Regions from separate parts of the Homo sapiens genome. Here regions 1, 3, 4, 5, 6 and 7 are each linked to region 2. Evidence: chromatin loops called from intact Hi-C (ENCODE). Cell type or tissue: PC-9. All regions are shown on one strand. Links, peaks and the distances in the headings refer to the core of each region. The heading gives the core; the rest is flanking DNA. Region 1 overlaps CUX1 (cut like homeobox 1). Region 2 overlaps CUX1 (cut like homeobox 1). Region 3 has its middle 59 kb from the start of MYL10. Region 4 overlaps CUX1 (cut like homeobox 1). Region 5 overlaps CUX1 (cut like homeobox 1). Region 6 overlaps CUX1 (cut like homeobox 1). Region 7 has its middle 28 kb from the start of LINC01007.

Evidence for each region. Hi-C counts contacts between places; a loop is a spot of excess contacts. Peaks named below come from ENCODE experiments on the same cell type or tissue, not always from the same donor. Only the 100,000 strongest peaks of a DNase experiment are listed, where the experiment ranks them.
Region 1: a loop joins it to region 2, with 2.7 times the contacts of the local background. A loop is called at or near these places in 5 of 110 quality-filtered maps.
Region 3: a loop joins it to region 2, with 4 times the contacts of the local background. A loop is called at or near these places in 11 of 110 quality-filtered maps.
Region 4: it touches region 2 in a loop (4-fold over the local background); 4 of 110 quality-filtered maps call a loop at or near these places.
Region 5: a loop joins it to region 2, with 2.1 times the contacts of the local background. A loop is called at or near these places in 4 of 110 quality-filtered maps.
Region 6: it touches region 2 in a loop (3-fold over the local background); 4 of 110 quality-filtered maps call a loop at or near these places.
Region 7: a loop joins it to region 2, with 4 times the contacts of the local background. A loop is called at or near these places in 2 of 110 quality-filtered maps.

Annotation. Positions count from the first base shown.
Region 1 is chr7:102,122,972-102,127,311 of GRCh38, reverse strand. All of the region lies in intron 8 of CUX1 (cut like homeobox 1), which reads right to left. Among named protein-coding and RNA genes, the nearest start is that of SH2B2, 160 kb to the left of the region's middle. RefSeq lists an enhancer at 1,539-2,091 and a silencer at 3,572-3,798. In PC-9, for the core only: no CTCF peak of the experiment used is centred there; a DNase peak (open chromatin) is centred at 1,861.
Region 2 is chr7:101,854,842-101,859,181 of GRCh38, reverse strand. All of the region lies in intron 1 of CUX1 (cut like homeobox 1), which reads right to left. Among named protein-coding and RNA genes, the nearest start is that of CUX1, 39 kb to the right of the region's middle. RefSeq lists an enhancer at 2,131-2,260. In PC-9, for the core only: CTCF peaks have their summits at 1,791 and 1,990; DNase peaks (open chromatin) are centred at 2,111 and 2,551; H3K4me3 peaks cover 1,477 bases; H3K27ac peaks cover 2,587 bases.
Region 3 is chr7:101,685,978-101,690,317 of GRCh38, reverse strand. No RefSeq gene overlaps it. Among named protein-coding and RNA genes, the nearest start is that of MYL10, 59 kb to the right of the region's middle. RefSeq lists a silencer at 1,637-1,766. In PC-9, for the core only: CTCF peaks have their summits at 1,624 and 1,826 (motif pointing left); no DNase peak of the experiment used is centred there; H3K4me3 peaks cover 831 bases.
Region 4 is chr7:102,061,844-102,066,183 of GRCh38, reverse strand. All of the region lies in intron 3 of CUX1 (cut like homeobox 1), which reads right to left. Among named protein-coding and RNA genes, the nearest start is that of SH2B2, 220 kb to the left of the region's middle. RefSeq lists enhancers at 1,662-2,378, 3,672-3,971. In PC-9, for the core only: no CTCF peak of the experiment used is centred there; a DNase peak (open chromatin) is centred at 2,173; H3K27ac peaks cover 419 bases.
Region 5 is chr7:102,003,229-102,007,568 of GRCh38, reverse strand. The region is part of intron 2 of CUX1 (cut like homeobox 1); the gene reads right to left. Among named protein-coding and RNA genes, the nearest start is that of CUX1, 190 kb to the right of the region's middle. In PC-9, for the core only: no CTCF peak of the experiment used is centred there; no DNase peak of the experiment used is centred there.
Region 6 is chr7:102,234,299-102,238,638 of GRCh38, reverse strand. The region is part of intron 22 of CUX1 (cut like homeobox 1); the gene reads right to left. Among named protein-coding and RNA genes, the nearest start is that of SH2B2, 50 kb to the left of the region's middle. In PC-9, for the core only: CTCF peaks have their summits at 1,568 and 1,777 (motif pointing right); no DNase peak of the experiment used is centred there.
Region 7 is chr7:101,595,062-101,599,401 of GRCh38, reverse strand. No RefSeq gene overlaps it. Among named protein-coding and RNA genes, the nearest start is that of LINC01007, 28 kb to the right of the region's middle. RefSeq lists enhancers at 1-221, 222-1,150. In PC-9, for the core only: no CTCF peak of the experiment used is centred there; no DNase peak of the experiment used is centred there; H3K27me3 peaks cover 34 bases.

The sequences.
Region 1 (4,340 bases), core at 209-4,208, 270 kb before region 2:
TCGCTCAAGCCCAGGAGTTGGAGGCTGCAGTGAGCTATGATAGTGCAACTGCCCTGCAGGCTGGGTGACAGGGTGAGACCCTATCTCGTAAAAAGAAAAAAAAGAAAAAAGAAAGCACTATATAGATCAGGGGTCCCCAGTCCCTTGGCCACATCTGTGGCCTGCTAGGAACTGGGCCGCACAGCAGGAGATGCGCTGCAGGAGGGAAGCTTCGTCTGTATTTACAGCTGCTCCCCATTGCTCTCATGACTGCTTGAGCTCTGCCTCCCGTCAGATGAGCAGCAGCATTAGATTCTCATAGGAGTGCAAACCCTACTGTGAACTGCGCATGCGAGGGATCTAGGCTGCACACTCCTTATGAGAATCTAATGCCTGATGATCTGTCACTGTCTCCCATCACCCCCAGATGGGACTGTGTAGTTGCAGAAAAACAAGCTCAGGGCTCCCACTGATTCTACATGATGGTGAGTTGTAGAATTATTTCATTATATATTACAATGTCATAATAATAAAGTGCACAATAAATAGAACGTGCTTGAATCATCCTGAACCGCGCCCCCCACTGCACTGGTCCATGGAAAAATTATCTTTCACAAAACTGGTCCCTGTTGCCAACAAGGTTGGGGACAGCTGTGTTAGATGATTTTGCCTAACTGTAGACTAATTAACGTGGGTGTTCTGAGCACGCTTAAAATAGGCGAGGCTAAGCTATGACATTTAGGTTAGGTGTGCTAAACACATTTTAGACTTAAGGTATTTACAAGTTACGATGGGTTTAGGGGACATAATGCCATTGTAAGGAACAATCTGTATAGAAAAAAAGACTATGGAAATAGGCCAAAATGTTAACAATGATCATCTTTGCTGTGGGATTATGAGTGATGATCTGCTTCCTTTAAAAAAAATCTTTGAGAATTTTCTAAACTTTGTATAGTAAACATGTATGGCTTTTGTACTTAAAAATAATGTCACGGGCCGGGCGTGGTACCTCACACTTCTAATCTCAGCACTTTGGGAGGCCGAGGCGGGTGGATCACTTGAGACCAGGAGTTCAAGACCAGCCTGGCCAACATGATAAAACCCCGTCTCTACAAAAAATACACACACACACACACACACACACACACACACACAGCCGGAAATGGTGGTGCACACTTGTAGTCCCAGGTACTCGGGAGGCTGAGGCTGGAGAATCGCTTGAACCCAAGAGGCAGAGGTTGCAGTGAGCTGAGATCGCACCACTGTACTCCAGCCTGGGCAACAGAGTGAGACTCTATCTCAAAAATAAAATAAAATAAAACATAAAAAAGGGAAAATAATGTCATGTAAAAGGAAACAGCCTATAATTCCAGCTACTTGGGTGGCTGAGGTGGGAAGATTGCTTGAACCCAGGAGGCGGAGGTTGTAGTGAGCCAAGATCATATCACCGCACTCCAGCCTGGGTGATAGAGTGAGACCTTGTCTCAAAAAAATAAATAAAATAAAATAAAATAAAATAAAAACAGCAGGACTGGCTGAGACTGCATGACAAAATTTTTTAAAAAATTATTTATGTATATTCATAAACATGTTTATATACATGGACACATGTACAGTGCCTTTTTTTTTTTTTTTTTGAGATGGAGTTTTGCTCTTGTCACCCAGGCTGGAGTGGAGTGGTGCGATCTCGGGAGTATTCCACAGGAAGGACGGTTCTCCTTTCTGCCAGCCTTCCCGCGTCTCTTCACAAGGTCCCTGGGTGGAACCGGGCAGCGTGAGGCAAGTCACTTTCTCCTCTGCCACTTCTGAAGCAAATAAGACGTGCTATGTCACTGAGATTTGCATGGCCAAGGCCCTCCCAGCGGCGGCCAGGGACTCCCCGTGGTGAGTCAGAACCTCATAGCTTTAAGGAATTTTACTGGGGGCAGAAGGTGGCGTGAATGTTCCAGGCTGGGCCTCCGTCCTAACTCTTCACTGTTGAAGCACTTGAAGGCTGGGTGGCGCCTGCTTTCTGCTTAGGAGCCAACAGCATCCTGAGTTTACCTTTCCAGAGCGCAAACGTCCTCATTGGGCAGGCTGCAGGCTGAACGCTACAGAGGCCGTTCAGCTCTGCGGTAACCCTGACCCACTCATCATCATGGGGAAGGCTCAAGAGTTCCTGGAGAGCCACGACGTGCTAAGCCTGTGGTGTACAGAGTGTGGGATAAAGCCGGTCTTTTGAGGTAGTTTTCAGTCAACACTTAAAAAATGGGGCCAGACGCGGTGGCTCATGCCTGTAAATCCAGCACTTTAGAAGGCTGAGGTGGGCAGATCACCTGAGGTCAGGAGATCGAGACCAGCCTGGCCAACATGGCGAAACCCTGTCTCTGTTAAAAATACAAAAATTAGCTGGGCGTGGTGCCCTGTGCCTGTACTCCCAGATACTTGGGAGGCTGAGACATAAAAATTGCTTGAACCCAGGAGGCGGAGGTTGCAGTGAGCCGAGATCATGCCACTGCACTCCAGCCTGGGCAACAGAGGGGAGACTCTGTCTCAAAAAAAAAAAAAAAATTTCTACTAACCAATTTTACAATATACCGGCATTAACTATAGTCACTGTCTAATACATCTCTCAAACTTATTCCTCCTGTCTACCTATAAATATGTATCATTTAACCAACCTCTCCTCACCCCCTGGTAACCACCATTCTTCTTAACTTTTATGTGATCAACGTTTTACATGAGTGAGATCTTGTGGTATTCGTCTTTCTGTGCCTGGTTCATTTCACTTAATGTAACATCCCCCAGATGAATCCACGTTGTTGTTGCAAATGGCAGGATTTCCTTTTGTAAGGCTCCATCATATTCCACTGTGGATCTACACATTTTCTTCATCCATTCATCTGAAGCTGGGCACATAGGTCACTTCCTCACCTAGGCTGCTGTGTGAACAGCGCTGTGATAAACGTGTGAGTGCAGGTATGCCTGCAACACAGCCATTTCCTTTCTTTGGATAAATACCCAGCAGTGACATTGCTGGATTGCAGCCTGCATTCGGCACTGCTGTGCAGGCTGCAGAAATGCCCGTTATCCACCCTGACCCCCACAATTTTGGGATGCAGGAAGGGGTGTGTCATGACACCCCCGTTTCACAGATCACCATATGTGCTACAATCTATACACTGTATTCACTCAACAGTCCGTTACCCATTTCCTTCACATATACACTGCAAGATCCCTAGGCTTACCTTAACAGTGAATCAGAAAAACTTTAAGGATCTCTTAAATAGGTAAAATCTGTAGGAATGCACGCCAAACCCAGGTGACAGTCTGTGAATAATGATTTTCTCTACCCTCTCAAAGGATGCTGGATGAATATGATTGCTTTATTGGCCAGGCGCGGTGGCTCATGCCTGTAATCCCATACTTTGGGAGGCCGAGATGAGTGGATCACTTGAGCTCAGGAGTTCAAGACCCGCCTAGGTAACATGGTGAAACCCCCATCTCTACTAAAAATACAAAAATTAGCCAGGTGTGGTGGTACACACCTGTGATACCAGCTACTTGGGTGGCTGAGGTGGGAAAATCGTTTGAAACCGGGAGGTAGAAGTTGTAGTGAGCCAAGATCGCATCACTGTACTCTAGCCTGGGTGACAGAGTGAGACCCTGTCTCAAAATCAATAAATAAAAAAAAGCAGTAGGACTGGTTGAGAGACTGTATGATAATTTTTTTTTTTTTTTTTTTGAGACGGAGTCTCACTCTGCCACCCAGGCTGGAGTGCAGTGGCACAATCTCGGCTCACTGCAAGCTCTGCCTCCCGGGTTCACGCCATTCTCCTGCCTCAGCCTCCCGAGTAGCTGGGACTATAGGCACCCGCCACCACGCCTGGCTCATTTTTTATATTTTTAGTAGAGATGGGGTTTCACTGTGTTAGCCAGGATGGTCTCAATCTCCTGACCTCATGATTCGCCCGCCTCGGCCTCCCAAAGTGCTGGGATTACAGGCATGAGCCACTGCGCCCGGCCGATAAAAATTTTTTAAAAACTGATTGCATGTTTATATTCACAAACATGTTTATATACATGGCCACATGCACAGTGCCTCTCTTTTTTTTTTATTTTTGAGACAGAGTCTAACTCTATTGCCCAGGCTGGAGTGTAGTGGCGCGATCTCAGCTCACTGCAACCTCTGCCTCCTAAGTTCAAGCAATTATCCTACCTTAGCCTCCCGTGTAGCTGGGATTACAGGCATGCGCCACCACACCCAGCTAATTTTTGTATTTTTAGTAGAGACGGGGTTTCACCATGTTGGCTGGTCTGGTCTTGAACTTCTGACCTCAGGTGATCCACCCATCTCGGCCTCCCAGAGTTCTGGGATTACA
Region 2 (4,340 bases), core at 133-4,132:
CAGGCTCAGCAGGGACTGCAAACCCAGCTCTCATGGGCAGTGCCTTTAGTGACAAGGGCATAAACAAAACTATAGCCTGAAGTCGAGCTAGAGTTTCCAAAGGCCCTCTGGTTGCCGGTCCATTTTCAATCATTAGCCACCTGACCTACTTCCAAATCTAGAAAGCCAAACAATACCGGATTTCTTCAATTAAAATACTGCTGGTTTTCACAACGCATGAAGGGAAGACTTTCTTGTGATTAAACAGCCATTCCCTGGGAGACCGAGGGAAGCGGATCACCTGAGGTCAGGAGTTTGAGTCCAGCCTGGCCAACATGGCGAAACCTAGTCTCTACTAAAAATATAAAAATTAGCCGAGCATGGTAGCGAGTGTGTGTAATCCCAGCTACTCAGGAGGCTGAAGCAGGAGAATCTCTCGAACCTGGGAGGCGGAGGTTGCAGTGAGCTAAGATCGTGCCACTGCACTCCAGCCTGGGCCACAGAGCAAGACGCCATCTCAAAAAAAAAAAAAAAAAAAAAAGGCATTCGCATTCTAAGGGCCAAAGTATACCCTCACTAAACCACCACAGCTCACAACTAACTCACTCAACATAGGGCTCACTGAGCATTTGCTGTTGTGGGTGCTAAGAACAAAGTCATTGTTTTCAGAATTCAAACATTCTTTCGGGTGAGAGGAGTGGAAGACACAGGTTTTATAAGTAGGGGATCATGTGCAGATAAGTCATTGAAGAAGAAAAAGTCAGGGAAGGCGGGAGGGACCAAGAAGGGATGGGTGAGGATGGCTCCTCTGAGAAGGGGACATGTGAGCTGAGACCTAAGAAAGTAAAACCTAACCATCACAAACCAAAGTCGGCCTCTAAAATGGGATCCCCACCACCAACCCCAAAACCAGATACTACAATGCTCTTGGCCGGGTTTTTAGCCATGTGCTTGGTTAGCTGCTGCTTAACTTTATTCTTAAGGAATCTACATACTGCATTTTTTTAAAGCAGGTTCCCTGGTAAGAAACCCTACTCCTCAGAAACAACAAAAATAGTATGTTCTGTTTTCTCTTTTTTTGAGACAGAGTCTCGCTCTGTTGCCCAGGTTGGAGTGCAGTGGCACCATCTTGGCTCACTGTAACCTCCGCCTCCTGGGTTCAAGTGATTCTCCTGCCTCAGCCTCCCGAGGAGCTGGGAGTACAGGTGCGTGCCACCACATTCGGCTAATTTTTGTATTTTTAGTAGAGACGGGGTTTCACCATGTTGGCCAGGCTGGTCTTGAACTCCTGACCTCAAGTGATCCTCCCACTTCGGCCTCCCAAAGTGCTGGGATTACAGGCGTGAGCCACCACCCCCAGCCCTTACTGTTAAATGACCATGATGAAGCTGATTTCTACAAATACACCAGGAGGAAGAGCTAAGGGGGGAAAAAAATTCCCTGCAAAATAAAACGAAACAAAGCTCCTTGCAATTATGCAAAGCTATAGCACAGCTAAGTTATTCTGAGCTAACTCAACCTAGAGGGGTGACGGCCTGGCAAAGGGGGTCATCCGACCCAGCCAGACAAGCTCCGTCTTTCCCTTCCTGCTTCACTCATTTCTGAAAAGAACAGTTCCAGTTTAAAGTAACCCAGCAAATTCATCCTCAACGGGTGAAACCCCATCCTCGCTTCACCTGACTCAAAGCGTGCGCTGCTTTAATTCAAAACAGCTGACTTCGGAGGCCTACAGTCCTCATTTTTCATCCGTCCCCATCATACCAAAAGCAGACTATGTAAGTAAGAGCGGTGAAAGGCCTTTCTGTGCTGAAAACATATTTTATGTATTGAAAAGTACTTGGTGGCCACGCATCTTAACTCCTGAAGAAGAAAATAGTTATTTCTTTTTATTTCTGCAGATATTTCAAAAATATGATAGGTATTGAATGCTAGGCCTGTGACAGGCAAAATGCCCTGTAGGAGGTGCCCGGGTTTCAGAGTCAAGCACAGCCCCCAATCAGATAAGCAGAGGCCTGGGAGAGGGAGGACATCAGGACCCACGTGACGCTAACACCGGGCGGGGTAAGGGCAGGAACATGGCGCAGGCCCAAAAGTGGCCCGCGGCGGGTGGTACGGGGCAGGACAGAGTCCACCTGCTGGAGAGGATCTGAAGGGCCTCGTCCTAACAGAAACAGGAACCGGAGCTGGGCAGGACTTCAGAGGCTGAAGGATGGGAGAGGGAGGGTGCGCCCAGGAGGAGGCACAGCTTGAGCAGAGGCGTGGCTGCATGACCGCGGAGGGAGGGTTCACACCCGGGGCCTGTGGTACGGCTGGCAGGCGTGGGAGAGCCAAGGTGGGGACACAGAGAGGTCAAGGAGGCCGAGGCCGAAAAGGGACCACAGAATTTGGCTACAAGAAAGCAGTTTCAGTTTAACGATGACAAGGGAGCCCGAGTGAAGAGGAAAACCTGTCAACTCCTCGTGAAAGTCGGGAGGGTTTCTGCGTAGAAAAAAACAGCGTTCAGCAGCTCAGTTGGCTGCCGTGAAGTCATCAGAACTAGAGGAAGAGTTGGACTTGCTCTAGTGAGGACAGCTTTTGAAGTCACTAACCACAAGGAGGAAGCCTTCCCCTCTGGGCCTGCAGGAAACAGATTGCGTGGCTTTGTCTGTCCTGGCTGGGGAACGCATGACACGCTGAAGGGTTTTCCAGCTCTAGGGAAGAAAATTCATCTTTCTGTAAAGTCCACTTCGTCTTCCATTATCTACCAGACTTCTTGATGGGACCATTTTTAGAGCCTTCAGTGAAAGAATGGAAAACACTAACTTGGATAAACAATTAAGAGTAGGGAGGGAAATAGGTGAAGACGCAACTCTGATGAAATAAACAAACCGCAACCGTGGAATAACATTCTGGTTATTATGGGTCGTGATTAACGGCTCCCTGCGTTGATGGCTGAAAACTTGTGCTTTACTGCACACTTCCAGCAGAATTTAGCTGCTTTTTTCTTTCTTGTTTCCTTTTTTTTTTTTTTTTTTTTTTTTGAGACAGGGTCTCACTCTGTCACCCAGACTGGAGTGCAATGGCTTGATCATAGCTCACTGCAGCCTTGACCTCCTGCTGGACTCAAGCGATCCTTCAGCCTCAGCCCCCAAGGAGCTGAGACTACAGATGCACGCCACCACACCTGGCCAATTTTTCTTATTTTTTGTACAGACGGGTTCTTGCTATGTTGCCCAGGCTAGTCACAAACTCCTGGGCTCAAGTGATCCTCCCGCCTCAGCCTCCCAACGTGCTGGGATTACAGGCGCTAAACCAGCACTTAAGCTGCATTTTTTTTTTTTTTTTTGAGCTGGAAACTCCTTCTACCGCCCAGGCTGGAGTGCAATGGCACAATCTTGGCTCACTGCAACCTCCGCCTCTCGGGTTCAAGCGATTCCCCTGCCTCAGCCTCCCGAGTAGCTGGGATTACAGGCGTCTGCCACTGCGCCCAGCTAATTTTTGTATTTTTAGTAGAGACGGGGTTTCACCATGTTGGCCAGGCTGGTCTGGAATTCCTGACCTCGTGATCCACCCGCCTTGACCTCCCAAAGTGCTGGGATTACAGGCATGAGCCACCGCGCCCGGCCTTAAGCTGCTTTTTAACACATGGGGAGAACACAGAGAAAGTACCAAAATGAATGTTGTAACTCAATTCTAAAATACGTGAAAATATACTGAAGACTCTTCCATTGCATCATCTTGTAAATTCAGGTGAAATCCTGCCTGTCCCTACCTAGGCCTCATTTTCCTTATCAACCTATGAGAAACGACCAGGCATTTCTTGGGTCCCCAGCACCCTGGAGAAAGAGACCACTCGGAGGACACGGCCCCTCACCTCATGGTCCCCCTGGCAGGCAAGGCCACCGGGCCAATTAATGGAAGTCAGTGACCAGCAACTGGAAGGGCTACAGGGTTTGGGAGGAGATAGAGCCTCTGAGGTTGGAAAGGCGGCCAGGGTTTCACTGGGAGGCAGGGCCTGGGCCAGGCTCCAAGGGACGGGGTCCAGCCCCCAGCAAAGCATCAGCACACACTTCAGCAGGAGGTAAGATGCCACGGCACTGGGGAAATTTTTAAGCAAGAGGGAAGAGGATGCATTAACAGAGAAGAGGGAGGTCACCATTGTGGGGCATTGCAATCCAAATTGAGTCCAGGCCGGGCGAGGTGGCTCACACCTGTCATCCCAGCACTTCGGGAGGCTGAGGTGGGAGGATCACTTGAGGTCAGGAGTTTGAGACCAGCCTGGTGAAACCCCACCTCTACTAAAAATACAAAATTAGCTGGGTGTGGTGGCACATGCCTGTAGTCCCAGCTACTTGGGAGGCTGAGGCACAAGAATCGCTTGA
Region 3 (4,340 bases), core at 170-4,169, 170 kb after region 2:
ATGGCTTTAGCTGCATGCTGGGAGCGGCTTCTGGACTGTTCTCAGAAGCGTGGGGCCCTGTGCAGGGCATCTTGGCACTGAGTCACCCTCTCTCCCAGCTGCAGTCCGCAGCGGCACTTTGCCCTACCACTTAAGTACATGCATGCACTCATGCATGCGTGTGTGTGTGTGTGTTTTAAATTCATTGCTTTTGGTCTTCCTTTTATTTTCTTTCTCTTTTTAGAGACAGGGCCTTGCTTTGTCACCCAGGCTGGAGTGCAGTGGCACAATCACGGTTCATTGCAGCCTCCACCTCTTGGGCTCAAGCAATTCTCCTGCCTCGGCCTCCTGAGTAGCTGGGACAACAGGCACACGTCCCCATGCTGGGCTAATTTTTACATTTTTAGTAGCGATGAGGTCTCACTATGTTGCCCAGGCTGGTCTCAAACTCCTGGGCTCAAGCGATCTGCACCCCCTTGACTTTCCAAAGTGCTGGGATTACAGGCACAAAACACCGCACCCAGCCTTCTTTTCTTTTATGAATATAGTGACAGATCTTGGTTGGTGTCTAGTCTCTTCTGGTTTGCTGTGTGACTCTGCACTAGTCACTTGGCCTCTCCGGGCCATAGTTTTATCATCTGCCCTAAATGCCCTTTGAAAAGTTTCTTTGTAAATGGGGTGTTTGGGGCGTGCTACAGGCTGCCGATGGACCAGCATCGTGGTGGTGGTGGGCTCTCAGCTCTTCCTTCACCTGGCTGAGTTCACTATTGTGTCTGAGCCCGGGACCATGGGAGGCTCTGATGCCAGTTTCCTGAGGCTGGGACCCAACCGAAGCCTCCACTTAGGGATCAATCAGGGAGGGCTTCCTGTAGGAGTTGATGCCAGAGTGGGCCCTGGTGAGGCTGGGGAAACACCTTTCCCGGCAGGACGATCAGCCATTGCAAAGACCAGAAGGCAGCTGTAGGACAGTGGGAGTCTCAGAGGGACAGAGGTAGGGCATAGAGTCAGGGACGTCTGAGCGTGGCCCAGTCACTCTGCCTCAGGGTTTAGTTTTGGGCTGGGAAGGAGCTGGAAGGGCTCATTGTGGTCAGAGTTGGGGCACCCCAGGGCATGGCAAGGGCATCTGCCAGACCTGGGTTCCAACCCTGCCTTGGCCATCCACCCCCATGTGACCTTGGGCTTTGAGCCCATCTTCCTCGTTGGTAAAACGTCTAATAGACATGTTGGGAGGAGTAAATTAAAGCAGCTCCTTGCTCCTGGTACAGTTGGGGTCTGCCCCTTGCCCCCTTGGTTTTGGGGTAGTGGCACCCTTGAGCCTTCTCACTCTCACACGGGGCCCTAAAAACCACTACCCCCAAACTGAGGGAGAAAACGCCTAGGCGAGGAACTATCCTGGAAGGATGTGAAGAGGAACTATCCTGGAAGGATGTAAGTGAGGGTGCACCCTCACTTAGGGAGCACCGCCTGGGCCAGGCCTTCTGCCTGGCACTCAGCATGCCACCCTCCCTTACTCCGTGGACTGGGATTCTCCTGGGTGGCCCCTCCCTCCCCACGGTTGATTCCTATTCGTCCACTTTGTCCTGCGTCCCAGAGGCATGGACAGGCCGTGCACTCCAGGTCTCCTGCTGAGGGACCGGAGAGGCCCCTGGGACCACGGGAGCTGCCGAGGGCTAAGGATGCCAGGGGTGGGGAGGGAGGGTGGTGGAAGGGTTCCCGGGTGCGTGTTTGAGCTTTGGGGCGAGGCTGGGGCCCGGGGAGTGAGGACCTGGGGAGTGGAGACCCGGTTGGTGGCAGCGCGGCCCCTCCGGTCTATCCCGATCCTCGTTAGCGCGGCGCCACCTAGCGGCGCCCGGGGGAAGCGGCGGCTCGACCTCGTCCAGAGCGCCTCGTGGGGTCCGGAGTTCCCCGTGCTTCTGCTGCGCCCTCGGGGAGCGAACGACGGGCAGGGGGGACAGGAAGGGGCCGCCCTGGCCTCGGCCAGAGGAGCAGGAGGCGAGGGCAAGGCTGTAACTCCTGACACCTAAGGGCCTGGATGCCCGGGGGAAGAGGCGGGAGGAACGAAGTCAGGGCTGACTCAGCCCTGACCTTGGACCTGACCTTGACCCCAGGCCCTGTAGTTTGCTTCCTTAACCCCAGTTTCCATGAACAGAAGCCTCCACTTAGTCCCATCAGGGAGGTCAAGGGGGAGGCAAGAGAGGAGGGATGTCCAGCCTGGGCAGGGAAGAAGGTCAGCCCTGGGAGTGCAGCAGGGGGGTGGCGGGGGCTGGGTAGGGTGGGCTCAGGGTGCACTGGGAGGGACAGGGGACAGGAGGCACAGGCTGTGGGTCGCAGGCCCAGGATGGGCTGCGGGGTGGGACCTGTGGCAGAGGATCCCAGAAGGCAGTGAGGCCAGGGCTGCAGGGTCTCCTGTCCACCCAATAGGACCCCACCCTGGTTCCTTACAAGTAGGAGGTCCCCAAGCCATTGCCCATATCCTGACCCCCTGTCCTGCAAGCCACAGCCTCTTCCTCCCTCCCCTGTCACTGAAGGACCAACCAGGAATACAGTGTTTAAGTCAAGCAGAATGGACACATCTTTAGGGAGCCCAACGGTGGGGTGCCAGGGTCTGAATGGCGCTGTGTGTAGGGGGGTTATATGCTCGGCTCCCAAGCCTGGGGCAGGTCATTCTGGCTCTGCCCAGATTCCACGCTGACTTTGGGCAGACCAGCATCTTCCCCAGCAAAAGGCCCTGTGGCATGGGGAAATTCCTGCGCATGAAGCTGGAGATGCACGGTCTATGGGTGAGTGGACCCCAGTACTACGGTGGAACCCCCAATACTGCAGGGGCACCTCAGTGCAAGGCAAGGCCGTGCACACCTGTCGTAGGACACTGAGAGACATTAGCGTAGTGATGATGCCTATGTGTGTATGTGTGTGGTCTATGTGAGTACAGCTCTGTGTGTTAGTGTATGTGTGTGCATCTGGTGTGTGACTACATGTCTGTGTGTGCGTGTTTGTGTGTGTCTCTGTGTGTTAGTGTGTGTATTCATTTGAATGTGTAAATACATGTCTGTGTGTAAGTGTGACTCTGTGTGAATGTCTGTGTGTGTCTTTGCGTTAGTGTGTATGTGAATGCATGTCTGTGTGTGCCTGTGAGTATGTATCTGTATGTCAGTGAGTGTATATGTGAATGCATGTCTGTGTGTGTACGACTGTAGTGTGTGTGTGTGAATGTGTGTCTGTGTGACTAGGGGGTTGGAGGGTGTGAGTGGAGCTCTGGGCAGAGTGGTCCCTGTGGCTGTACAATTTGGAAAATGCCCTCTATGCCCTGCCCACCTCCCTGGGGCAGGGGGTGCCGTCCTATTTCCCTGGTGAAGCCTGCAAATTCCTCCTGGTGTAGGGGGTCCCCTTCTCTCCTCTACCTCCCCTCCACGTCTTGCCCACAACCCACAGTCCTGCTCTTTGCAGATGCCCTCTTGGGCTGTGTCTGCTGAGGGGGGCTCGGGGCCACCCTACTTCGTGACTTCAGCCTGAGAATCTTTTTATTTATTTATTTTATTATTTTTTTTTCTGAGACTGAGTCTCACTCTGTTGCCCAGGTTGTAGTGCAGTGGCATGATCTCGGCTCACTGCAGCCTCTGCCTCCCGGGTTCAAGCAATTGTCCCGCCTCAGTCTCCCGAGTAGCTGGAATTACAGGCATGCGCCACCATGCCCAGCTAATTTTTGTATTTTTAGTAGAGACGGGGTTTTGCCATGTTGGCCAGGCTGATCTTGAACTCCTGACCTCAGGTGATCCATCTGCCTTGGCCTCCCAAAGTGCTGGGATTACAGGCATGAGCCACTGTGCCTGGCCCAGCCTGAGTCTTGTATAAGGAGATTCAGGTGGAAAACAACGAGGACATAAAGCTATGTGGTGGTGCTTTAAAAATCAAAATGTGGGCCTGGCGCGGTGGCTCATGTCTGTGATCCCAGCACTTTGGGAGGCCGAGGGGGGCGGATCACCTGAGGTCAGGAGTTTGAGACCAGCGTGAGTAACATACCAAAACCCTAGCTGTACAAAAAATTTAAAAAATCAGCCGGATGTGGTGGCACGTGCCTGTGGTCCCAGCTACTTAGGAGGCTGAGGCAGGAGAATGACTTGAGCCCTGGAAGTCAAGGCTATAGTGAGCTGTGGTTGCGCCACTGCATTCCAGCCTGGGCCACAGAGTGAGAACCCCATTTCTAAATAGATAAATAAATAATAAGAAAAAGCCAGGTGTGGCCGGGAGTGCTGGCTCACCCCTGTAATCCTGGCACTTTGGGAGGCTGAGATGGAAGGTCAGGTGTTTGAGATCAGCCTGCCCAACATGGTGAGACTCCATCTCTATTAAAATACAAACAT
Region 4 (4,340 bases), core at 209-4,208, 210 kb before region 2:
ACCAGAAGCTGGGACAGGGACACAGTAGATTCTCCCCTACAGCCAGCAGAAGGAACCAGCCCCGTGGACATCGGGGTTTTAAAACCACTCCACTGAGCCGGGCGTGGTGGCTGACACATGTAATCCCAGCACTTTGGGAGGCCAAGGCAGGTGGATCACAAGGTCAGGAGATGCAGACCAGCCTGGTCAACATGGTGAAACCCTGTCTCTACTAAAAATACAAAAATTAGCTGGGCATGGTGGCAGGCGCCTGTAATGCCAGCTACTCAGGAGGCTGAGACAGGAGAATTGCTTGAACCCAGGAGGCGGAGGTTGCAGTGAGCCGAGATCACGCCACTGCACTCCAGCCTGGCGACAGAGCGAGACTCCATCTCAGAACAAAACAAAAAAAAAACCACTCCACGTGTATCCATGTCATTTTATCTAAACCGGCATAAAAACCAAAAACCCCAGTGTTCCTCCACTCATCAGAGCTGTATCACAGGGACCAAGACTCTCAGTCCTCTCCCCGTGCCCTCTTCCACTAACACAGGGAAATTCCAGCCCAGTCCTGAGGAACACGGTCAGGCCGATGAGTTTAATGAATTCAGTATGCAAATGGACCATGAGGTTTCTTAAAAGAGATGACTTAAAAGATCCTTTTCTAAATGATAAAGTCCCCTCCGCTCCGCAGACAAGAATGGGCCTCAAGGCTGGGCGCAGTGGCTCAGGCCTGTAATCCCAACAATTTAGGAAATGGAGGCAGGAGTTCAAGACCAGCCTGGGCAGCAGAGTGAGACCCTATCTCTACCAAAAATAAAAATTAGCTGGGCATGGTGGCATGCACCTGTAATCCCAGCACTTTGGGAAACTGAGGTGGGAGGAGGGCTTGAGCCTAGGAATTCAAGACCAGCTTGGGCAGCATAGTGAGACCCTATCTCTACAAAAAAATACAAATTAGACAGGCACGGTGGTACACGCCTGTAGTCCCAGCTCCTCGGAGGCTGAGGTGGGAGGATCGCTTGGGCCCAGGGGTTCAAGGCTGGAGTGAGCTATGATTGAGCCACTGCACTCCAGCCTGGATGACCAAGTGAGACCCTGTCTTAAAAAAAAACAACCAGAATGACCCTGAAGTTGGAGTTTAGTCCATCCTCCCTCTGCAGCTCACCCAGTCTGTGGTAGGTTGTCCCTTTGTGTGACTTCCCTGCTGCAGCCAGTGACTTCCTAGTTCCGTGCTTTGCTTACTTGGAACACCCTTCGCTAACCTCTCCGTCCACTCAAAACCTATCTATGCTGCAAGACCCAATGCACACATCACTTCCTCCAGACCTCGAGCTGGGTTCCTGGGCTGTTCTGAGTCTAGAGGGAGGGAGGGAGCCTGGGCTTTGACTGCCAGCCCCACCTCCTCTGCACGAGGAGGGGACAGCAGCAGCCTCCAGGGCCTGGACGAGTCACTGACCTACCCTGGCAAGGGCCCCAGTACCAGACACAACACAGTGACTCTGCCACACAGAACAGCTTCCCCCCAGGTGTCCACATGGCTACCAGCCAGGAAGAGCATCCGTGGGAGGGAGGGAGGAAGGGACAGTGTCCTGCTCACCTTCATGCCCCCCACACACCCGCCTGACTCCCTGCAGGGAGCTCAGCCCATCCACTGCATGCCTTGGAGGTACAAGCCAAGGCTTGGTAACACAGCTCCCTCTGAGAAGGGGAGGGATCTGTGAATGAGCAAACGTCTAAGGTGAGGTCTTAAGGCAAGAATTGCTGAAGAGAGAATCCTAGGCTAGAATTCCAGCTACCTCGTGCCTGCCTGCACGTTAGCTTGAGGTAGGTACCGTGCCCTTAAAACCATTTAGAGCCGGCACCGTTGCTCATGCCTGTAATCCCAGCACTTTGGGAGGCCAAGGTGGGAGAGTCGCTTGAGCCCAGGAGTTCAAGACCAACCTGGGCAACACAGCAAAACTCCGTTTCACACACACTCTCACACAGACACAAAACTATTTGGAAGAAGCTAAACCAGGACGGATCTAGAGACGGTTAGACACTGGCCTGCAGCCTTGGGTAAAACCTGTCCTGCTCTGAGGGATCAGCCTCTTTTTCAGGCTCACCTCCTGCCATGCCTCACACTCCTGCCACACCCAGTCACTCCCAGTTCCCAGAACACATGAGCAATTTCCCCTCCGCCTGGAAGGCGCCTCCCAGGAATGCTACCCTGATCTGCAGGCTCAGAGCAGCTCCATCTCCCAGCCGCGGCCCCTCCCACCACCACCTGGGGCTGTCCTGGAGTTCTAGGATGACAGATAAGGCTGCCTGACTCAGGGATACTGAATTCCTGGAAAACTAAGCTGTAGCATCAACTGTTTTTCCTCCCGACCACGGGCACGCAGTGGGTGTTTAATATGCTTTTAATATCTTCCGCAATGGCCAACTGCATGGTCTGCAGATGTGACCCAAGGGTTCAGGAATCCAGGTTTAAATATTTATGAAAATGCTCAATATGTAAAGGGTTCTTGACAAGGCACGGTGGCTCACGCCTGTAATCCCAGCACTTTGGGAGGCCAAGGTGGGTGGATCACTTGAGGTCAGGAGTTCGAGACCAGCCTGGCCAACATGGTGAAACCTCGTCTCTCTTGACTAAAACTATAAAAATTAGCTGGGTGTGGTGGCAGGCGCCTGTAATTCCAGCTACTTGGGAGGCTGAGGCAGGAGAATGGCGTGAACTCGGGAGGCCGCGCTTGCAGTGAGCCAAGATCGTGCCATTGCACTTCAGCCTGGGCGACAGAGTGAGACTCCGTCTCAAAAAAAAAAAAAAAAAAAAAAAGAAAAGGAAATACTTAATATGTAAAGAGTTCTCTGTGTAGTAAGCATCTGTTTTGTGTGCTGTGAGATGATGACAGCCACTTGGCTGGCAGTAGCTCCTGGGAGGTGTCTTTCTCCACTGTACACACCCAACAGCGCTCTCCAGCTGTCTTCCTGCAGTGACCCGCACATCTGCACTAATGGCCGCTACTGGATTCCACGGTTATGTTTTCAGCAACATCACTTTCATAAGGCTGAGTTTTTTTTTTTTTAATGTAGTGTTACATTTATTTATTTATTTAGAGACGGAATCTCGCTCTGTCACCCAGGCTGGAGTGCAATGGTGCGATCTTGGCTCACTGCAACCTCCCCGCCCAGGTTCAAGAGATTCTTCTGTATCAGCTTCCCGAGTAGCTGGGATTACAGGTGCCTGCCACCATGCCCAGCTAATTTTCGTATTTTTAATAGAGACGGGGTTTCTCCATGTTGGCCAGGCTGGTCTTGAACTCCCGACCTCAGGTGATCCGCCCGCCTCGGCCTCCCAAAGTGCTGGGATTACAGGCATGAGCCACCGCACCCGGCTAAGTGTTACATTTAAAGACAAATGTGTAGTGCAGTGGCTCACGCCTATAATCCCAGCACTTTGGGAGGCCAAGGTGGGAGGATCGTTTGAGTGCAGGAGTTCGAGATCAACCTGGGCAGTGTAGCAAGATCCTGTCTCTACAAAAAATAAAAAATTGGCTGGGTGGGTGTGGTGGTGTATGCCTGTGGTCCCACCTCTTTGGGAGGATCCCTTGAGCTCAGGAGGTCAAGGCTCCAATGAGCTATGATTGCACCACTGCACTCCAGCCTGGGTGACAGTGAGACCCTGTCTCAAATAAAATAAGAGAAAGACAAATGTCTATAGGAAGGTATTTTAATCTAGCTCTCAATCAGTATCCGCTTATGATAGTATAAAAACTCAGTCTAGGTTTAGAAAACAAGTTTCATAGAAATCCACCAGATCTCTGAGATATGGAAGGGGTGAGAAAGTGCCCAACCATGTGAGTGCCAGCACGGCTGTGCTGTGGGTTCCCGGAGTCACATGGAATATGCTGCTGCCGCTCCCAACTACCATCTAGGCTCCCTGGAGGAGGCGTCACACATCGCTGCCCACTGCCACGTGACTTGTGGTGTAACAGCAACTTCCCCCTGGGTGCTTTCCCTCCTCAGTGATGTCAGGCATAGCCACACGAAATGCTTTGGCCAATGGTATGTAAGTGATGGTGTCTTATCTGAGCATTAAGATTTAAGAGCCAGTGTGCTCCCTCCCTCTGCTGCAAGGACCTTATAGGACCTACTTCCTCCACTGAGATCCTAGAATGAGGACCACCCACGGGGCTGGGGCACAGTCACAGCCAGCCCTAGTCAACATGACACATGAACAAGAAATGATCTTTGGTTGCCACAGGCCACTGAGATTTGTAGCAGTTTGTTTGTTACTGCAGCATAATCTAGTAAAAGCTGATGGTTACAGATCTCACGAGTTGGCCATATCTCTAAGAGAGTAACATACAGTGCCG
Region 5 (4,340 bases), core at 105-4,104, 150 kb before region 2:
AGACAGGAGGGGTGCAGGCCAGGAACTGATCTGGTGGTGAAGATGATGAGAAATCCACGTGGGAAATACCCGGAGCTGGCAGGACTTCCACAGAGAACCCAGGCCCTGGCACCCAGGGGCGGAGGGTGGGAGGTGAGGAGGTTCTGTGGCCAGGGTGCTTGGAAATGTCCCCTTAACAGGAGAGGGGAAGAGAACAGAAAGGCTGCAACAACTAAAAACTATAAGGGGCAAAAGGCTGAGACCTGTGGAAGAGCCGAGGGCCTCAGTGAGTGAGTGGTCTGATCTGAGAATGAACTGAGGGGTTCAAAGTCAGAGAGGGCCATGGCTTAGGTACAGGAGGCCGAGGCTGCAGTGAGCCAGGATCGCGCCCCTGCACTCCAGCCTGCGCTACAGAGCGAGACCCTGTCTCAAAAATTCAATCAGTAACAAATGAAATACAAACAAAATAAAAATTCAGAGGGCCATCAGTGAAGACCTCGGGGCATCTAGGCTCCGTGCATGGGGTCTGTTCCTTGGATGAGGCCAGCAGCAAAGATGAGAGATCCATCCCAAGGCAGCTCGTGCAGAGCCACTGCCAAGCAGAGGAGGAGGCCCGCGCTGGCGAAATCTACAAGAAATACACTTTTGTGTGGGAAATCTAAGAAGCAAGGGCTTTCCGCTGCATCCCGGCCTGCACCGTGGTGGGCGGGGACGGCTTCTTGCTCCTCTCGCACGCCCAGCATGGAGCAGCCCCTTGCACCCTTGGCAGTGACGCCTGATGCATCCAGTGGTTTTATTCCACATCTGCCCGTCACAAACTGTTCTAGATGAAATCAGTTTCTGAAGATGACAGCCCAAACCCATTCACCAATAACCTTATTTTCCCTAAAAGAAAAATTCATTCTAGGGCCGGGCACGGTGGCTCACGCCTGTAATCCCAGCACTTTGGGAGGCTGAAGCGGGTGGATCGCCTGAGACCAGCCTGGCCAACATAGTGAAACTCCATCTCTACTAAAAATACAAAAATTAGCCAGGTGTGGTGGCGCGCTCCTGTAATCCCAGTTACTCGGGAGGCTGAGGCATGAGAATTGCTTGAACCCGGGAGGCGGAGGTTGCAGTGAGCCGATATCGTGCCATTTCACTCTAGCGTGGGTGATAGCGCGAGACTCTGTCTCAAAGAAAGAAAAGAAAAGAAAAGAAAAAAAATCCATTCTACCGAGATGAGATAAAAACTGGCATTCCAGAGTTGTCCTTCGAGGGAGCACTGAGGCGTGGTCAGCAGAGAGCCTGACGAGGCTTCCCTGTTCAAAGAGTAACTAGACCATCAGCCTGGCCATTAAAAGGCAGGTTTCCAACTGGAGGCTCCAAACTGAAAGAGACCGACTTCCGAGCCAGTGGACCCCGCGGGTCTTTTTCTCTTTACTCCCGGGTTAAAAGGAGGGAGGTTCTGAAGGGAAACCCCAGGCAGCTCTCTTTCTGAATGCCTGCAGCCCCACTGGGGTCCTGCTACTTCCTCCCTAGGGTCTGCACTGAGAATGACGGACTTCAACCTCGGCAGCCTTAGCCTTCCAAGCGCATCTTCCATCGGCTTCCAAAACAAACCAGTTTCTCTGGCCAACCTCATCCACGCGGCCGCTCGCTCCTCGTGACCTTTCTCTTTAGACCCTCTGGTTTTGGTAAAAGCAAAGGGTTTTAGGCTTTGTAGCCTGGGATGCTAATGAGCTGCTCTTACTTCATCGAAAGGGCCTAAGAGGAGCTACACTACTTGTGCCTCCAGAAGCAGGTTCCCAGAAGGATGTGATCTTTCCAGGTCTTTCCAGAGGCTGAGCTGCTGACTGTGTCCCTGAGAGCCCCAGCCTCAGCAGGTGGAGTAGACAGAGGAGGGGAACCCAGCATCAGTGGGGTGAAGCTTTGGGAATCACGCAGTCAGGAAAACTAGCCTCAAGAAGAAAGAGGCCAGGTGCAGTGGCTCACGTCTATAACCCCAGCCCTGTGGGAGGCTGAGGCAGGAGGATCACTTGAGGGCAGGAGTTTGAGACCAGCCTGGGAAAGATAGGGAGACTATCGTCTCTGCAAAAATAAAAAAATTAACCCGGGTGCAGTGGTGCACACCTGTGGTTCCAGCTACTTGGGAGGCTGAGGTGGGAGCATCGCTTGAGCCCAGGAGCTCGAGGCTGCAGTGGAGCTATGATCGTGCTACTGCACTCCAGCCTGGATGATGGAGCAAGACCCTGTCTCAACAAAACAAAACAAAACAAAACAAAAAACCAGGCCGGTCTCGAACTCCTGGCCTCAGGTAATGTGCCTGCCTCAGGGATTACAGGCGTGAGCCACCGCGCCCGGCCCAGTGGAGATTTTTTAATGCATCTCTAGAGTTTTCCCAGAATTCCTTTCCGACTCTATCGAGAGCCAAGTTCTCTGTGACACAGCAAAACCCCCGACTCCCAGGTACTTCTGGGTAGAAGCTGACAGAGCCTGAATGACGGGCAGGAGTGGGACCCAAACAGGGGGATGACCTGCAGTCCCCTGCCTGCAATAGCAGCAGATGCTCTCTCCCAGGGGTCAGCAAGCTGCGGCAAGCCGGCCAAAACCAGCCAGCTGCTGGGATTTTTATGGCCCATGAGCTAAGAATGGTTTTTACACTTTTAAATGGTTGCATTTAAAGTGGTTATATAAGTGCCTACATGATATCCTGATTTTGCCTCTTTCTCCGTCAAGACTAACATATGTAGCACCAGGCTCTTTTAGAGAAAGCGTGTGGACCCCTGATCAATTCCCTTGTTTCTTTGCCTCTCTACTTGCTGCACTGTGTACCTGTCCAGGTGTGTGGCCCTGTGAGGATGGCTGCTTCACATCCCAGGAATCAGACCACGTGGAAGGAACCAGGCTCGGTGGTCAGGACACCAGAGCCCAAGTCTTAGCCCCATCCCTCTCCAAGGCAGGCATAACTCCCAAGCCTCAGTTTCTCCACCTGGGAATGACTCTAGCTCAATGGTGGCTGTGAATATCAACTGAGATGTGAGATAGGAATATATTTCTTAGAAGCCCAGAACACTCTTGGAATGAAAGTTTATTGTGATTTACGAGTTATCAGCCAAATTTGTTTTCTTTATGTTGAAACCCAACATTCTTTCCCAGTCCACATAAATCAAGTATGTGGGAGGAGGGGGATTTGATCCACTGCCAAACAGATGAACTAAGCCATCCGACCCGTGCTCCCAGGCTCCAATTCCACCACCAGGTCAGGGCAACCTCTTCATTCTAGGTCACTTTCCTTTGTACCTGATTATACCTGGCTGGGCCAGAGGAGGAACAGCTGCCCCAATCTCAAGCTAAAAACCAGAGGTGTGTGGACCCGTAAGGAAGCCTGCTTGGCATCGCAAATCAAACCATGTGGTAACAGCCGGGCTCTGGGGCAGGATATCAAAGCCCTGTCTTTCAGCCCCATTGGGTGAGGATAGCTCACCTGGTCCACCTTGTGCTACTGGGAAAATCTTTCCCACTGCATCCAGGTGCAGGTAAAGGAAGACAAAAAAGTTAAGCTGTATTTTTTAGGAAATTCAGAACAACTAAACATCTTTATAAAATTTATACGTGTATACATATAGTTTGTAGAGACAGGGGTCTCACTATGTTGCCCAGGCTGGTTCTAAACCCCTGGCCTCAAGCAATCCTCCCACCTTAGTCTCCCAAAGTGGCGGGATTACAGGCTCAGCCTAGAACTAAACACCTTATAACATGAAGCAAACTGCGGACTATGAGTATTCAAGGAGATGGTGATATTTAATATCCTATGTTATTCTAAAACTGGGGTTGCAATGTAAGTTCCATGTAAGTGACATCTTGGCTGCCTTACTGGCTCATGAACATATCTCATTCAATCCCCATAGCAACCTACGAGGCTGCAAACACCCCATTCCAGGGATGAGAAATCAGAGGCTGAAACCACCTGGGGTGACCTGATGAAGTGGTGGGGCTGCACCAGAGCCCAGGCCCCTGACCCCGGGGAGAGCCCAAGTTCTATACATGGTACAGGAGCCCCTTCCTTCCTCCAGCTCAGACTCGAACGGAGATCCCCTTCAATTCCAAGCAGCCTTGCAATAAAGCAAACAATGAATGCAAGGCTGGCACTCCAGCCCTGCTCTGGTCACCTTCTGAGCAGCTAAGAAGTAACTTCCCTTTATTGTCATACTGTTTATTTACAAGAAAACAACGAACACAACTGACAACAGAACAGTGGAGCGGGGGGCGGGCGTGTGTGTGTGTGTGTGTGTGTGTGTGTGTGTGTGTGTGTTCGGCACCAGGTGCTGGGCTTAGTGGGGAGGGGCTGTGCCTGGCCAGAGACCCCCGCCCCTTGTGGG
Region 6 (4,340 bases), core at 219-4,218, 380 kb before region 2:
CACCCAGGTACCGAGGCAAGAGACCGAGGACACAAGCTGTTCTAGTATAATAAAATATAAAACAAGAATAGTTACACCAGATATAGATCTTAGATATGATTATATATGAATATCATTAATCATTAGTTTGTAGCAATTACTCTTTATTCCAATATTATAATAATCCTTGCTCTATAACCATAACCTAGGAAAAACCAGGCCATACAGAGATAGGAGATGAGGGGACACAGTGAGGAGTGACCAGAAGACAAGAGTGCGAGCCTTCTGTTATGCCCAGACAGGGCCACCAGAGGACTCCTTGGTCTAGAGGTAACGCCAGCGTCTGGGAAGACGCCCGTTGCCAGGCGGACCGTGGTCTAGCGGTAGCCTCAGTGTCAAGGAAAAACACAGGCTACTTAGCAGACCGGGAAAGGGAGTATCCCGGGAAAGGGAGTATCCCTTTCCCCGGGGGAGTTTAGAGAAGACTCTGCTCCTCCACCTCTTGTGGAGGGCCTGACATTGTCAGGCTTGCCCGCAGTTATCTGGAGGCCTAACCATCTCCCTGTGATGCTGTGCTTCAGTGGTCACGCTCCTAGTCTGCCTTCATGTTCCATCCTGTACACCTGGCTCTGCCTTCTAGATAGCAGTAGCAAATTAGTGAAAGTACTAAAAGTCTCTAATAATGGTGTAGGTTGTTTCTCTCTTTGTCTCCTCTCTCTCTCTGCCTCGGCTGCCAGGCAGGGAAGGGCCCCCTGTCCAGTGGACATGTGACCCACGTGGCCTTACCTATGATTGGAGATGGTTCACTCTCCTTATCCTGCCCCTTTGTCTTGTATCCAATAAATATCAGTGCAGCCTGGCATTTGGGGCCACTACCAGTCTCCACAACTTGGTGGTAGTGGTTCCCCGGGCCCAGCTGCCTTTTATCTCTTTGTCTTGTGTCTTTATTTCTATACTCTCTCGTCTCCACACACGGGGAGAGACCCACAGACCCTGTGGGGCTGGTCCCTACACCTGGGGAGGCAGAAGGGGAAGTTGCCTAGAAGAGATGATGTTTAAACTGAATCCTGAAGGACATCGCCGGGCGTGGTGGCTCTCGCCTATAATCTCTGCACTTTGGGAAGCTGAGATGGGAGGATTGCTCGAGCCTAGGAGTTTGAGACCAGCCTGGAGAACATAGAGAGACCCTGTCTCAAAAAAAATTTAAAAATTAGCCAGTGTGGTGGCGTGCACCTGTAGTCCCAGCTACTCGGGTAGCTGGGATGGGAGGATCACTTGAGCCCAGAACACCGAGGCTGCGTGCACCCGAGTAGCTGGGACGGGAGGATCACTTGAGCCCAGAACACCGAGGCTGCAGCAGTGAGCTATGATTGCATCACTGCCCTCCAGCCTGGGCAACAGAGACCCTGTCTCTAAAAAAATAAAATAAACAGCTTAGGCAAGGGATTTCCTTAATTAACTTGCCATTTTGTCATGAGAACTCAGAAGCAATTGAGAAGGTAAATCTTCCCCATAGAAAACCCAAACAGCGGAGTCAAAGCTGCTGGATCCAGAGAAAGGAGTTGGATTGTCCAACCGTGGGGACTCCCTCCAGTTCCCTCCTAGGGGACAGACGACTGACCAGGGGCTGGCAGGGGGCTGGAGAAGGCCTCTCTAGGGAGCAGCCTTTGTGGCCGGCACCCCCAGGAGTGAAGAGAAGGCCATCGGACCACAGCGGCTTTGGATACTAGGGCACCTTTGGAAAGGTCTGGGCCCCGCAGAAACAGTAATTCATTTGTAACACAAGAGGGCGCCCCGAGCCTGTGCCGAGGGAAAGATGGGAGGCCTGGGAAGCCCTGGAGATGTATTTGCGGGGACTAAGGTCCTTTCCTAAGGGCCCCAGGGTGAGAAACACAGCAGGGAGTTGGGTTGTCAGGGCCTCCTCCCTCCTAAGGGCTGAGGGCTGCCTCCTGGCTAGTGCAGGAAGCTTCACGCTGCTCGGGTGAGGGGATCACGGGAAACTCTGCACAGATCTATTGGGTTCATGACAGCATTTTCTCTACTTTTGTTTATGTTGGAGATTTCCCATAATAAGACATTGAAAAGGCCGGGCGCAGTGGCTCATGCCTGTAATCCCAGCGCTTTGGGAGGCCGAGATGGGAGGACTGCTTGAGGCCAGGAGTTCAAGATCAGCCTGGGCAATATAGCGAGACTTTAAAAAACAAAAAACAAAAAACAAAACGAAAAATAAGTTGAAAACTTTTAGGGGGGCAATGTGGCACCAGGCCTCTGCAGCTTACAGCGCTGCCTGGGGCTGCCCAAGAGGCATGGCCTACCTCAGACCCTTAGACTACAGGCCCAAGGGCAGGCCAGAGCTCGCTAGAGGGGCCCTGAATGGGGCAGAGGCCACCACCTGGGCAGGTCATCAGTGGGCAGCAGCAGTGCCCCTGGGTCATCCCAGGGGGGCAGCTCGCAGCACAGAGGCAGCGGATGTATATTTAAGAGCATCTGCTTTGAAATCTGACAGCCCTGAGTATGAATTCCCGTTCCCTACTGATAGGAGCTATTGAAATCTGCTAGGCTGCATGAAGCACCGAGGTTCGTATTTCCTGGATAAGGACATCTAAGCAGAGTCGTGTGGATGAACAGCAGTCTTAGCGCAGTGCCTGGCAAACAGGGCAGTTCTCAGAAAATAGAAGCCTCTATTATTATAAAGGAACCCCCATAGGGTTCCTGGAGGAGGCACCAGACACTCTCTCTCCTTCAGCAGTCCTTTCCCGGGTTGGGTGAGAACGGCGATGCTTGGCTGGAATTTCTGGGTGAATTAAGAACTGACAGGCCTGGGTTCCATACCCACCCCTGGCTCAGATGTTGTGTGCGCGTGTGTGTGTGTGTGTGTGTGGCGGGGACGGGGGTGGGGTGGGCTGGGGCAGAGCCACTCAAGGGCCTGGGATGCCCATTCTTTTTTTTTTTTTTTTTGAGATGGGGTCTCGCTGTGCCGCCCAGGCTGGAGTGCAGTGGTGTCATCTCTGCTCACTGCAACCTCCTCCTCCCAGGTTCAAGCGATTCTCCTGCCTCAGCCTCCCAAGTAGCTGGGATTACGGGCGTGCGCCACCATGCCTGGCTGATTTTTGTATTTTTCAGTAGAGATGGGGTTTCACTATGTTGCTGAGGCTGGTCTTGAACTCTGAACCTCAAGTGATCCACCTGCCTCGGACTCCCAAAGTGCTGGGATTACAGACATGAGCCACTGTGCCCGGCCCCTGGGATGCCCACTCTTAGTTAAGGTCCTCTGCGTTAGCTGATCAGGGAGGCTGCCGCTTCTTACGGTCAGACCGGCAGCAGCTGGTTCCCAGTCTCTGCCCCTAAGGGATGCAGTTCAGCCGCCCAGTGAGCTCCCAGCACCATAGGTGACCTGAGGACTGAGGGTGCTCGAGGGGCGGACTCACTGGCGAGGACCAGCGCTTAGAAACTGCAAACCAAGAGGCACAGCACACCTGGCTTTAGGCATTTTTCCTATGCTGTAGCCTACAGGCTGCAAGAAGAACATGAATCCACATTCGAGATGACATGTGGGTGCACGTGGGGTTATTCCTCTAGGGAGGCCAAATCCCCAGAGGCTGGGAAATAACAGCAAGAGAGAGATCTGTTGTGGCAGGAGTTTGCTTTGTCACTTTCCAGGCCGGGTGACCTTGGTGGAGGCACCGAACCTCTCTGAACCTCTGTTTCCTGATCTACAAAATGCATTTTTTTTTTTTGAGATAGGGTCATGGTCTGTCACCCAGGCTGGAGTGCGGTGGCTCAATCTCTGTTCACCGCCTGCAGGGTTCAAGCGATTCTTGTGCCTCAGCCTCCCAAGTAGTTGGGATTATAGAGGCGCACGCCACCAAGCTTGGCTATATTTTTTTTTTTTTTTTTTTTTTAGTAGTGAGGGGGTTTTGCCATGTTGGCCAGGCTGGTCTTGAACTCCTGACCTCAAGTGATCCGCCTGCCTCAGCCTCCCAAAGTGCTGAGATTACAGGCGTGAGCCGCCGTGCCCTGCCTACAAAATGCATTTCTTATTTCTCTCTCTGATAACAAAGGAAGGCCTCTAGCCACCTGGTACATGCTCAGTAAATGCTGTGATAGCCCGATCAGCCACCCACACAACACAAAAACCAAATGCAGCGCCCCCAGAGCTGTTTCGCTCTCCTTGGTTAAAAGTGCTCCCAGTGCTAAAAAAATCTTTAGATTCAGGCTGCTGGAGAGAAAAAGTTACACAACTTTCCAGCCCTCTTAGGTACTCATTAGCTGATGACCATCCAAAAATATTTTTGCCCTGTCCTCTGGTCCCTTGGTCATGGGTCAATGTCCCTCATCAGCTGTGTGTGAAAGATTTGAAA
Region 7 (4,340 bases), core at 259-4,258, 260 kb after region 2:
TGCCTTCCTTTTGGGGAATGGATGGAAGGCCCGTGTTGCCGTCCACAGAGGTGACGACAGAGGCCACTGCTGGTCACAGTGAGAGGCCAGTGTGTGCTCTGTCTTGCATTCCTGCCCCGCGGGTCCTTGGAAAAGCCAGAGACTGCCATCTGGTCTCTATGGGTGGAACTAAGGTCACATGCCAAGAGGGCAGAGGGCAGTGGTTTCTTGACCATCTGAGTTCCATTCCCTCTGGGTCAGTTTTGGCTTCTGGGATCTGCCCTGTGAGCTCACAGAAAAGTACGGACTCCAGCAAGCTGCAGGCCCAGTTACCCTGGGAGATTCCAGCTGAGATGGGGCCTACTACTCCCCCTGGCTGGTCCCTTCCACCAGGGTGCCAGTGGCCACTGGGCAACAAAGCCCAGAAACAAGATGAGCTGGGAGCAAAGTTCCTTTAGCTCCATCCCCCAGCTGGGCCCAGTGTGTGGGGGGCCCAGGATCTGGATGAGAGGGGGTGCCTGCCTGACGTCACCAGTCAGCTTTGCCAAAGCCGACCGACCAGAACACACAAGCTGCTGCTTCCCAGGAAGTGGGGCAGGAGGGGGCTGGGCTGTCCCTGCCACTCCAGGTGCTCGTGCAGGCTCTGGGGCCTGGTTGGGCCTGGGTCTCTTCTCCAGGGTGGACGCTCTGCCCGTCCGCCTGTGCAGTTTCACCCCTACCCAGGCTCCATCTGGGACCCTCTCTGGCCTCAGTCATTGGTCCTTGGAGCAGGGTGTCGGCCAGGCCTAGGATTTGCGTCCTCAGCACAGGGTCATCAAAGCCTTGACGAGGCCCTCCGGCGGCTTGCCAGTTTCCGAGAGGTGAGATCATACACCTGAAAGTGGGCCCGCCCGGCCCTGCGCCTTGAATGGACTTCTTGTTCTCCCAGATCCTGGCTGTCAGCGCCAGGCTTGTCAGCAGGAGGTGACTCTGTTGGCCGTTCCTGCCTGGCCAGAGGCCCTGCCAGAGGCTAGGCGAGGGTGGGAGGCAGCTCAGAGCTGGCCCTGAACAGTCCCTCCAGCTGGGAGGCCCCGTTGTCTCTGCACCCCTTGTCCCTGATAGTGGGGCATGGGAAGGAGATGCCGTATCATAGGGTCTTCCATCGTGAAATCCTAGAAGTGTCTGGTACTCAAATGCTCAGTACAAGCTGCAGGGCCCCTGTATTCAGCAGCTTGGCTCTCATGCCTTCCCGGGGGGCCCAGAGATAAATAAGGCCAATGACTACCCACGAGGTGCACCCAGCCCAGGGAGCAGAATGAGTGGTTGGGTCTCAACGTTACGACCTGGCCAGTGGGATCTTAGAGGCAAGTCCTGTATACAGAACTTCAGAGCATAGAGAAGGGAGGGAATGCAGGCTTAGAGGTGGTAGGCTGCATGAGGAAGGGTTGTCAAGCTGAGCCCTAGTGGAGGAAGATGGGCAGGGGACAAAGATGGAGACAGCTAGTGTAGGCCCTACAGTGGGAACAGTGTGGCCTGGAGCTCTGGCCAGGGCAGGACAGTGGGGGTGGGGAGGATAGAAGGGGCTGGGGGCATGGATACTGTCCTGGCCTTAGGGAATGTCCTTTTCCCACTAGGACCCCTTCCATTTCTGGTTTCTTTCTTCAAAGTCCCCTGTTCACCCCCATAATCAGAGTTTCCTTTTGATCTCTCTTTGAATGCTTTCTAGGCATTCCTCCTATGTTTGCACACTGTTGGGCTATTCTTTTTTTTTTTTTTTTTTTTGAGACGGAGTTCTGCTCTTGTTGCCCAGGCTGGAATGCAATGGCATGATCTTGGTTCACTGCAACCTCTGCCTTCCAGGTTCAAGCGATTCTCCTGCCTCAGCCTCCCGAGTAGCTGGGATTACACATAAGTGCCACCGCACCCAGCTAATTTTGTATTTTTAGTAGAGACGGGGTTTCTCCATGTTGGTAAGGCTGGTCTCGAACTCCCAACCTCAAGTGATTCACCCAGCTCCGCCTCCCAAAGTGCTAGGATTACAGGTGTGAGCCACCACACCCAGCTTGGGCCATTCTTATACTTCTGAAAGCTTTCAAACTTACAAACAAATAAATAGACCTGGCACCGTGGCTCACACCTGTAATCCCAGAACTCTGGGGGGCCAAGGTGGGAGGATTGCTTGAGCCCAGGAGTTTGAGACCAGCCTGGACAACATAGCAAGACCCTGTGTCTACAAAATAAAACATAAAAAATGTAGCTGGGCATGGTGGCATGCACCTGTAGTCCCAGCTACTCAGGAGGCTGAGGTGGTAGAATCACTTGAGCTTGGGACATGGAGGCTGCAGTGAGTTATGATTGCACAATTGCACTCCAGCCAGGTGATAGACTGAGATCGTGTCTCTATAAACATTAAAAATAAATAAGCAAAAATGCCCACTGTTGCTTTTTTGCTTTTTCCTTACAGGACTCAGTCAATAAGTTTCAGACACATACAAGTTCTTATATGCAGGATTTTAAGTTCAAAATGATGATACATATTTAATGGTCTAGAGAAGGGAGTTGGTGAACTTTTCCTGGAAAGGGCCAGACAGTAAATATTTTAGGTGCTGTGGTCCATATGGCCTCTGATACCACCATGGAACTCTACTGCTCTCATGACAAAGCAGCTGTGGACAAGCTATAAATGAATGAGCATGCCTGTATTCCAATCAAACTTTATTTGTGGATACTAAAATTCGAATTTTGTATAAATTTCTCACATAGCTCACAAAATAATATTCTTCTTTTGATTTTTTCCAGCCATGTTATAGTGTAAAAGCCTTGCTTACCTTGCAGGCTATACAAATACAGGCAGCAAATTATTGTTATAGTTTTCTGTAGTACAGAATGACTAATCTTTTTCAAAAAGTAGTAAATAAATACTTTAAAGTTTCATAAATGGGTATACTATATGTTTTGGTTTTCTGCATAACAAATTGCCCCAACACTTTGGTTTTCTGCATAACAAATTGTCCCAACACTTAGTGGTTTAAAGCAATAACCATCTTAAATCTCATTATCCTATGAGTTGACTGTGCTTGGCTGGGAGGTTCTTCTGCTTTATGTGATGTTGGTTGGGGATGCAGCCATCTGGGAGCTATAGCGAGCTGGAATATCCAAGATGGCCCATCCATATGACTGGCAGCTCATGTTGGATGTTGCCTGGGACTTTAGCGGGGCTGTCAACCAGAGTGCCTAAATGTGGCTTCTGTACGTCTTTTGGAGCATGATGGCTGGTTTCTGAGAAGCAGTGTCCCAAGAGCAAGTGTTCCAAGAGGGAGAAGCAGAAACTGCCAGTCTTCACAAAGACTAGGACCCTGACTGGCCACTGTTCCTTCCATTGCATTCTATTGGGTAAGCAGCCATGAGGATAGTCTAGACTAAACAGGAGGGGAAATAGATTTCTTGAAAGGCATGACAAATAATTTATAGCCATCTGTAATCCATCATACCATCTGTCCATGTCAACACTGAATGGATGAACTTGTGTGCATTTTAGGTGATCGTTGGATACTTGAATGTTTGTGGGCTTCATACATGAGTACCACAGCCAGCTAGACAGTGGGGACATGTTCCCAGAGAGTTAATGGCTAACATTAATTGAGTGCACCTGTAATCCCAGCTACTCAGGAGGCTGAGGCAGGAGAATCACTTGAACCCAGAATCCGGGAGGCGGAGGTTGCAGTGAGCTGAGATCACACCACTGCAGTGTGAGGAATCCATTGAGAGTATGATATTATTGTATCCTCACAATATTCTGTAAAGTAGAAACTACTGTTATCCAGTTTTTACACATGAGGAAACAGAGGCTTAGAGAGTTCCATCTGTGTTGCAATAAGTGGCAATGCTCATGGAACATCTTATGATGAAGCTCAAGTGACAGGGGATGGCAGGGTCTGGGGCTCAGAGCAATCAGGGCTGAGGGGCACAGAATGGCTTAGATCATGAGAAGTGACTTGCCCAAGGTCACCCTTGACATCCCCAGTGGAGCTGAGCCAAGAACTCAGGGCTCCCAACTCAAGGTTCCACCCCAGGAGTGGGGCTCATTTTGCACCACCACCTGGCTTAGGAGACAGAGTCCTGCATTTTCATTAAGCTTGCAAGTTGGACCGGTCAACATCCCTGAGCTTCAGGTTTTCCCCCTTGGCAAATAGAGCAATGAACAGCTTCCTCTCAGAGCCATAGTGAAGACCGAACAAGAAAAGAAAAAATCACCACCACTGTCATTTTGGAGTGGTAAGCCTGGGTCTTCGGAGTGGAACAGATAGAAATCACCCACTTGGCACTCCAGGCTCTGCAGTTTTCTCATCTATAAAATGGGCCCGGATGTTGTGAGGGTTAAA